Regions from separate parts of the Mus musculus genome. Here region 2 is linked to region 1. The links are chromatin contacts, found by POLR2A ChIA-PET in ENCODE. All regions are on one chromosome and are shown on one strand. The core of a region is the stretch at or near the end of the contact, and the rest is flanking DNA. Distances in the headings are between cores, read along the strand shown. Region 1 has its middle 18 kb from the start of Gm28231. Region 2 holds the start of Syncrip (synaptotagmin binding, cytoplasmic RNA interacting protein).

The links. ChIA-PET counts read pairs that join two places held with the same protein, here RNA polymerase II (POLR2A).
Region 2: POLR2A ChIA-PET joins it to region 1 with 14 read pairs in embryonic stem cell. The contact joins the promoter of Syncrip here to the enhancer-like site in region 1. POLR2A ChIA-PET finds 5 or more read pairs at or near these places in 3 of 5 experiments (Patski and embryonic stem cell).

Annotation. Positions count from the first base shown.
Region 1 is chr9:88,240,213-88,243,743 of GRCm38, reverse strand. No RefSeq gene overlaps it. Among named protein-coding and RNA genes, the nearest start is that of Gm28231, 18 kb to the left of the region's middle. Within about 2 kb of position 2,028, at least 1 of the 3 ENCODE cell types and tissues checked has a DNase peak (open chromatin) inside an H3K27ac peak, as active enhancers do.
Region 2 is chr9:88,480,610-88,484,204 of GRCm38, reverse strand. It overlaps Syncrip (synaptotagmin binding, cytoplasmic RNA interacting protein), which reads left to right and starts at 1,808. Exons shown (of 11, transcript NM_019666.2): 1 at 1,808-2,149; 2 at 3,440-3,595. The coding sequence starts at 3,452.

The DNA.
Region 1 (3,531 bases), core at 779-3,278:
GCATTCCGCATACACTGCCATCCTTAAATCTCTTTCAGGCGCTGTTACACTCTGAAGAGTTTAAAAAGAGACAGGAGGGTGCAAGTTTAGTCACGTCAGCAAAGGGGAGACGTGCACAGCAAAGGTGTCACCATCAGAATTATTTCTTAAGTACACCAGTGTTGTTCTTTTCAAATAGTGGATACCCACAGTCATCTCGACCACCGGGCACAATTGTTTTTCCTGATAAGAGCTCAGGGGACGAAATGGCAGGCCATGACTTCGTGGTGGCTGTGACCCAGCGCTGCCCCAGGAAGTGTCCCTTAGAGGCATATACTTTAATGTGGGAAAGGACCTAATGACTAGTTGTAATTCAGGCTTGTCTCCTTTTGTTATGGAAATGTAGCCCTATTGAGGGGATGGTAGTCAATTTTGGTGAGCAAACATTAACAGAAATGTTCTCAATAACCCCAAACTTTAATTTTGGTACAAAAATGCTCATTCCTACAGTTCCTAACAGGTCAATATGCACAGCACTTTGAAAATTATCCATGAATATGTGCTTAAACTAAGTGATAAAGCTTGAGTTACCCCCAACACAGGCTGCTAGCAGAGGCCAAACAAACACTCCATCTCCTTTCAGTCCCCTGCTATAAATGAAGGGCCCTCTCTGGTCTGCTTAGTTTCTGCTTTCAAAGGGTGATTTTGCTGTTCAAAATGCTCTCTAAGCACCGTTCTGAAATACTGTATAGTGCTTGACTTAGAAGAAACTCATGATGTGTCTTACCAAGAAAATGTGTATTCATCCAGCTTCAGGCACGACCTTGATGGCATCGGATGAGCTTGATGTCTATGGATCATTGCTATAGATTAAATAAGGTGTTTCCACACTGCAGCAACCAACACTTCCAACCGGAAGGCTCTGGTTGGCCTGTTAATGGCAGCACCAGGAGCAGAGGCTCCTAGGAACTTACTTTGTGTTCAGAGAGCAATGACTCAGTCTTCGCCAACAGTACTTGAGACACTTTCGAGACTGTGAAAGAATTTACCGTTCTTTGAACATTCCCAGGGCTAGTTTGGGTGTGTGCCCGAGGGTGATCTCTTTGGCACATTTTGCCCAACTCCACTATTCGACAGTCACTTTTCATCTTTGAAGTCACAATTAATCGATTGATTTGCTCCTTAGCTTAGGGTGTGCTTCATCAGTAGCTCATGATGGCACATATTCACATGATTAGTTTCATTTGACAGGCGTAATTCTGAGAGGAAACCAAATCTCAACAGGGCAGGATGTGTTGGTGAGGAAGGGAGTGACAGCCTCTTCCATTCTCCTTTGATGAGCAGGTCTGGTGAGGAAAAGGAGAGGGACAACTAGACAAGGTATTCCTGTCTATTTCCTGTCTTCCTCTTTTTAAAAAAAATTTTTAAAAATTGGATAAAAGTTCATTTTCTTCTGTCACTTTTGGAAATGACTGGTTTTTGTAGCTTAAATGTTTGAGTACAAGTTACATTTTATATATATACATATATATACACACACACACACATATATGTATGTATGTATGTATTTATGTATGAATATATACTATATTCACACACACACATATGAATGAACTGGCAACCATGTGATCAAACTGATAAATAATTTATTAAAAATAATTTTATCAGTTGTAAACTGTTTTTCGCTTGCTTTTCTCAAGCCTTAGTAATATTTTGATCACAACTGAAGTGCCCAAGATGAGGGCTTAAAACTATCCCAAAGATTCATGAATACAGCAGGACTGCTAAGAGACTGCCATAGTCCAGTCCAGAGGGCAGACATTAAGCAGCCTTGAAATCTCCCGCCACAAAATCAGGAAACACGTGTCCAGGCTTGTGTTCTCTGAGTTTTCCTTCTAGCTTAGGAAGGTTACCCCAGTGGTGCCTCAATACGAAGCAGTCGACAGGTAACTCTTACTCTTTTTACTAGACATTATCCCCCTCTGCTGGTTTCTTGGTGTATTTGCACGGTGAGCTGAATTTAGCCCAGGGCAGACCTTCCTCTGTCCGGTGCACGCATTGGCACATGGGAGTGCTACAGCGCATGTGTGGATTTCCGAGGACAACTTTAGGAAGTTGTTTGTCTCCTGTATTGTAGGTCGTCGGGCTTGTTCTCAGGTTGTCAGACTTAGTGGCTATGTCTTTACCTGCTGAGCTATCTTGCTGGCCCTGATATTTTAGAAGATTTTAAATTTAATTTTTTGACGAGTTCATAAATGTATTCAGTATCGTGATCATATCCACCTCAGATCCCTGCCTCCGACTCTCCCTGACCCCCAACACACCCTTTCACCTTCACATCTTCTTCTTTAGAGATATTTATCGCTAGTGTATGTGATGAGAGTGTGGACCCAGACCCACAGTGCCCCCCTCCACCCCCAGCCTTGCCCAGTACCCCTGTCTCCCCTCCTTACAACCCCCCCTCCCGTCCCTCCGGCCCCTGTGGAAAACATAAGACAACTTTATGGAGTTAATTCGCTCCTTCACATTTCAATGGGGCTGGGGATTGCATGCAAATCTCTAGGTTTTTGTGGCAAGTGACATTATCCAGTTCACCAGCTTCTCCTCCTCTTTCTCCTCCTCCTTGTTCTCCTTCTTTCTTCTCTTTCCCCCTTCTCCTTCGACTCAGTGAGTGCTGTTGTACACATGCATGAGTGTGGGGCCATCCACCACAGCCCACACCCTTGAAGAAAAATTTCCCTCTTTACCCAGCAGCCATCAATTTCGAGCAGTACCTTAGCTAAGGTCTATTCTTAGCCGTTCTTAGCTAAGAGCACAGCTCTCCTCTTGTTGGAATGTTGATTGGCTGGAGTAGGTGCTGTGCAAATGACCCTAGCTGCCTCATCTGGGAGAGCGAGACAAAGAAAACCTGGGCTTAGTGTCAGGGACTGTGGGGGTGGAGGAGTGACCCCTTCAGGAGGATATACTGAGAGCTAGCTCTCCTTAGTGGAGGGCAGAGTCTGATACTGGGAGCCCAGAGTGAGACTGGGACAGTCACTGTACTGAGGAGAGGAGCAGAAAGACTCTTCTTTAGCGATTAGCCAACTGCATGGCTTTCTTTTTCTTTCCTTTTCAAAATTTAAATTTATTAATTTGTATATTCATTCACTTTACATCCCAATATCAGCTCCCCCTCCTCCCTCTCATGCAGATCCTCCTCCCGGATTCCACCCTCTTTCTCCTTTGCAAGGTGGAGCCTCCTTCTTGGTGTTAGCTTCCCACGATAGATACACGACCCCCCTTCCCCCACTCCAGCAATCAAGTCCTGTGGGACTAGGGGCATCCTCTCCCACTGAAGCCAGGCAAAGCAGTCCATTTAGGGAAATGGGATCCACAGACAGGCAGGCAACAGACAGCCCTTACTCCAGTTGTTGGGGGACCCACATGAAGACCAAGCTGCTCATCTGCTACATATCTGCAGAGGTCCTCGGTCCAGCCTGTGCCTGCTCATTGGTTGGTGATTCAGACTCTGGAAACTTCCAAGGATACAGGTTAGTGACTGTGTTGGTCTTC
Region 2 (3,595 bases), core at 559-3,058, 240 kb before region 1:
TAAGAGGACCCAAGTTTGGTTCTTAACTGCGTGTAACTCCAGCTCCAGTGGGATCCATTGCCTCTGTGGGCACCTGCACTCACATGCTCATACTCACATGCTGACACACACATACAGATAATTAAATCTTTTAAAATATGCAAGGGGAAAAAAAGGGTCTAAAACATGAAAGGAATTTAGGTCAGAGTTGGAGAGGAGAGGTTTCAATTCGAGAATTCTTGACATTGCCTAGGGAGGGGCACTTTTCTATTCAGGGCTCATTAAATAAGAACTGTAAGTATCAAACTTTCTCCACCTTGTTTAACCTACGGTCTTTCTATTACCACTTTGGTTGTTTTTTCAATGCTATCATTATCCAGACTTTTGTGGTACTAACTATAATATCTTGCTGAATTAATTAAATACCATAGCAAGGATATGTTTGGTAGTATGGGATGTAGGCGGTGGATAGGCAAAGCCTTATTAAGCAGGTTTTGGATAGCAGTACTTCAGAAATATTTCCTACTTGATCCACCTGTCAACAGAAAAAAAGCTCAATTTTATGTGTCTAGGCACTTTGAAGAGTGTTTATCTAAGTTTCCTTGGACTACTTACTGGCTTATCATAGCATAAAGCTCATTTGGAAGAACAAGTAGCTTTCTAATTGTAGTTTTTTGTTTTTTTTTTCAAAGAGGATAATGCCATTTTTCATTACAGTCGCTCTGGATAAAATTAGTATCCATATCGCCTGAGATACAAACGCCTTTGTCTTGTCTTTCTTGTCCATAGTAAATGGTTACAAAGGAAATGTCACTTCACATAACATTTAATTGCCAAGATGCTTGAAAAGAAACACATTTCCCTCACAGTAGTCCTAATCACGCAGCTTTGTGCTGCTTCAAGTTGTTCAAAGTGTGCCAGGAGGAGCACTTAACTGCTTAAAAGGCCAGGGACAGAAACGGAATATTGCACAATCCAACACCACCGGGTCGGTTAAGCTTCCAAATCTGGCCTCCCTGTCATCCCCGAGCCGGAGGCACAGGGATTTCCTCGCAAACCCGCGGCGCCCCTCCCTCCGCCCAGGGTATTCGTGGAAGCGGAGGACGGCGCGCGCCGGGCCGCGGGATACCCCATTGTCTAGCAGCGGAAGCCGGGGCTCCCCGGGGTGACTCCCGAACTCCAGCCCCGCCACCGGGTGGCCCCGAGCTCCGCCGTTCCCCGTGCAGCTCCCCTCCCCCGCAGCCCCATTGTCTGCCTCGCCTCGCCCCGCCCCGGGGGACACGTGCGCCTGCAGCTTCTCCAGCGCCCAGGGCGCGGGGCGGCCGCGGCGGCGACAGCCCCAGCCCCGGCAGAGCGGGCAGCCAACGTCGGGCACCCTCGGAGCCCAGGCCGGCGGTGGGGCGGTGGGGGGCGGGGAGGGCGGGGTGGGGATATGCTTGTCTCCTGACAAAGAACGAGTGGGACACGCCGAGCCGGCGGCCCCGCCCGCGGAGCGAGAGGGAGTGTCCGCACAGAGGGCGGGTCTCTCATTCACTCGGCCCCTCGCTGTCGCCGCGGCGGAAGGGCGGGGTCTCTCCCCCCCCCCCGACCGGGAGTTAGGGGCGGGGCGAGAGGCGGGGCTCGCGGGCGCGCGTCCCGCGGCGTCGTCTGCGTCGTCACGTCAGCGCGGGAGAGAGAAAGAGCGACTCGGCAGGGACTGGGGACGGGGCCGAGAGAGAGCTAGCGAGGGAGGGCGTGAAGCCAGAGAGAGCCAGAGAGGAAGAAGGGCGGCCACTCGTGTGTGAGCGGCCGCGGACGGGAGTGGGGAAGCTGGGGGAGGAGGTGCAGGGAAGGAAGGACGAAGGCTGAGAGGACAGGGCGGCTAGCGGCCGGCGGAGGTGGCGAGGGGAGAAGGAGGAGCTGTCGGAGGGCAGGGGCTGAGCTGAGGGAGTGAGGGAGAGAAGCGGACGCGCCAGGGAGGGGAGGGAAGGGGGGTCACGCGGGGGCGCGCGCGCACCGGGAGCGCGCTCGGAGGCGAGTGGAACTGGATCGGGTTTGCTGCCAGCGGCGTGAGCTTCGGCCGCCATTTTACAACAGCTCCACTCGCGCCGGACACAGGGAGCAGCGAGCACGCGTTCCCCGCCAGCCGACCCGGTCGGACAGGATTCCTCGGCCCCAGCCCCGCGGGGAGGTAACGACCGCGGGCCCCCGGGTCCGGGAGGGGAGCTCCGTGACATTGTGGAGGGTGCTTGGGGGAGGGCGGCGCGGGGAGAAACCGGCTTTTCTGGAAAATGGATTCCAAGGGGGAGAGAAGAGCACGTTGGCCGGGGCTGCCGGAGAGTAGGCCGCGGCCGCGCCGCCACTTCCTCCTCTCCCCATGTGCAGCCGCGGCTGGGCTTTGTCTGCGGCGCTCCGGGAGGAGGCGCCTCGACAGCCCGATGGCCCGCGCGGAGCGCGAGCGGCGGACTTGGTGCTGTCGTGGCCGGCGGCGCGGGAGTGGGCGGAGAGGCGCGGGGTGCTGTCCCGCGACCGGCCGGCGGGCTTGGGCGGTGCTCGGCTCCCGCGGGCGTGTGCTTGGCGGCGGAACGCCCTCCCCGCGCGGGCTGTCGGCCTCGGCGCCGCAGCCACTGCACCGAGGGGTGCGGGAGGCTGGGGGTCGCGGGCGCCCGGGAGCGCCCGGGGCGGAGAGCCATGTGTCACGGCGGAGACGGCAGCGCTGGGGGGCGGGGAAAGCCCGTGGCCTGGCGCCGCGGCGGCCTCAGTGTTGAGGGGCGAGATGGTGCGGTTGCACGGTTCAGGGGGCTCGCACCGCGACTGCGGGTTGATGTTGGGAGGCGGTGATGACCGTCTTGGCCCGGTACTCGGTGGGTTTCCGTTGAAGGAAGTTGTAGGACATTTGAAGGCGCAGAGCACGTGTTTCTAATGGGTTCCTGGCGGCCGCAGTGGCGAGGCTGCCGCTCCGGGTGCGGAGTCGGGGGCGGGCTTTGGGGTGTGGGGGTGAAGGGTGGAGGAATTGGGTGGTGGGAAGGTGGCTTGTGTGAGCGCTTTGTTCTTCGCTGGCTGTTGTTACTGATCTATAAGCGGCAGGCGGGAAAAGCGCACTTTCTGGTTTACCTTGGAGAGAGACAAGCCCAGCGTTGCTTGCTTCACACACCTTATTCTCCGTTTTGGAACTGCTGCATGTGGCAGGCTGGGCCGGTCGCTGTGCTGATTGGGCTTCATTTGTAATAAGGTTTTTCTCAGTGAGTGTTAGCAGGTGAAGTCAGGGGTGGTGCTCAGGAAGAATCTAGTGAATCGGTCCTTCTGTACCCGAGCTCCAAAATCTGGCTTGTCAGGCGATAGTGATTTTAAGGTTTCTTTCAAGGGAGGTTCAGGCTGGCTGGTTGTAGTTAAGTGGTAGAGAAAGTAAAGATTGGGACTGTCATTGTCCTCTATTCTGTTTGAAGATCCTAGTTTAATTTTGCTTATTGCGTTTGAACAGATCTCTGGAAACATGGCTACAGAACATGTTAATGGAAATGGTACTGAAGAGCCCATGGATACTACTTCAGCAGTTATCCATTCAGAAAATTTTCAGACATTGCTTGATGCTGGTTTACCACAGAAAGTTGCTGAAAAACTAGATGAAATTTACGTT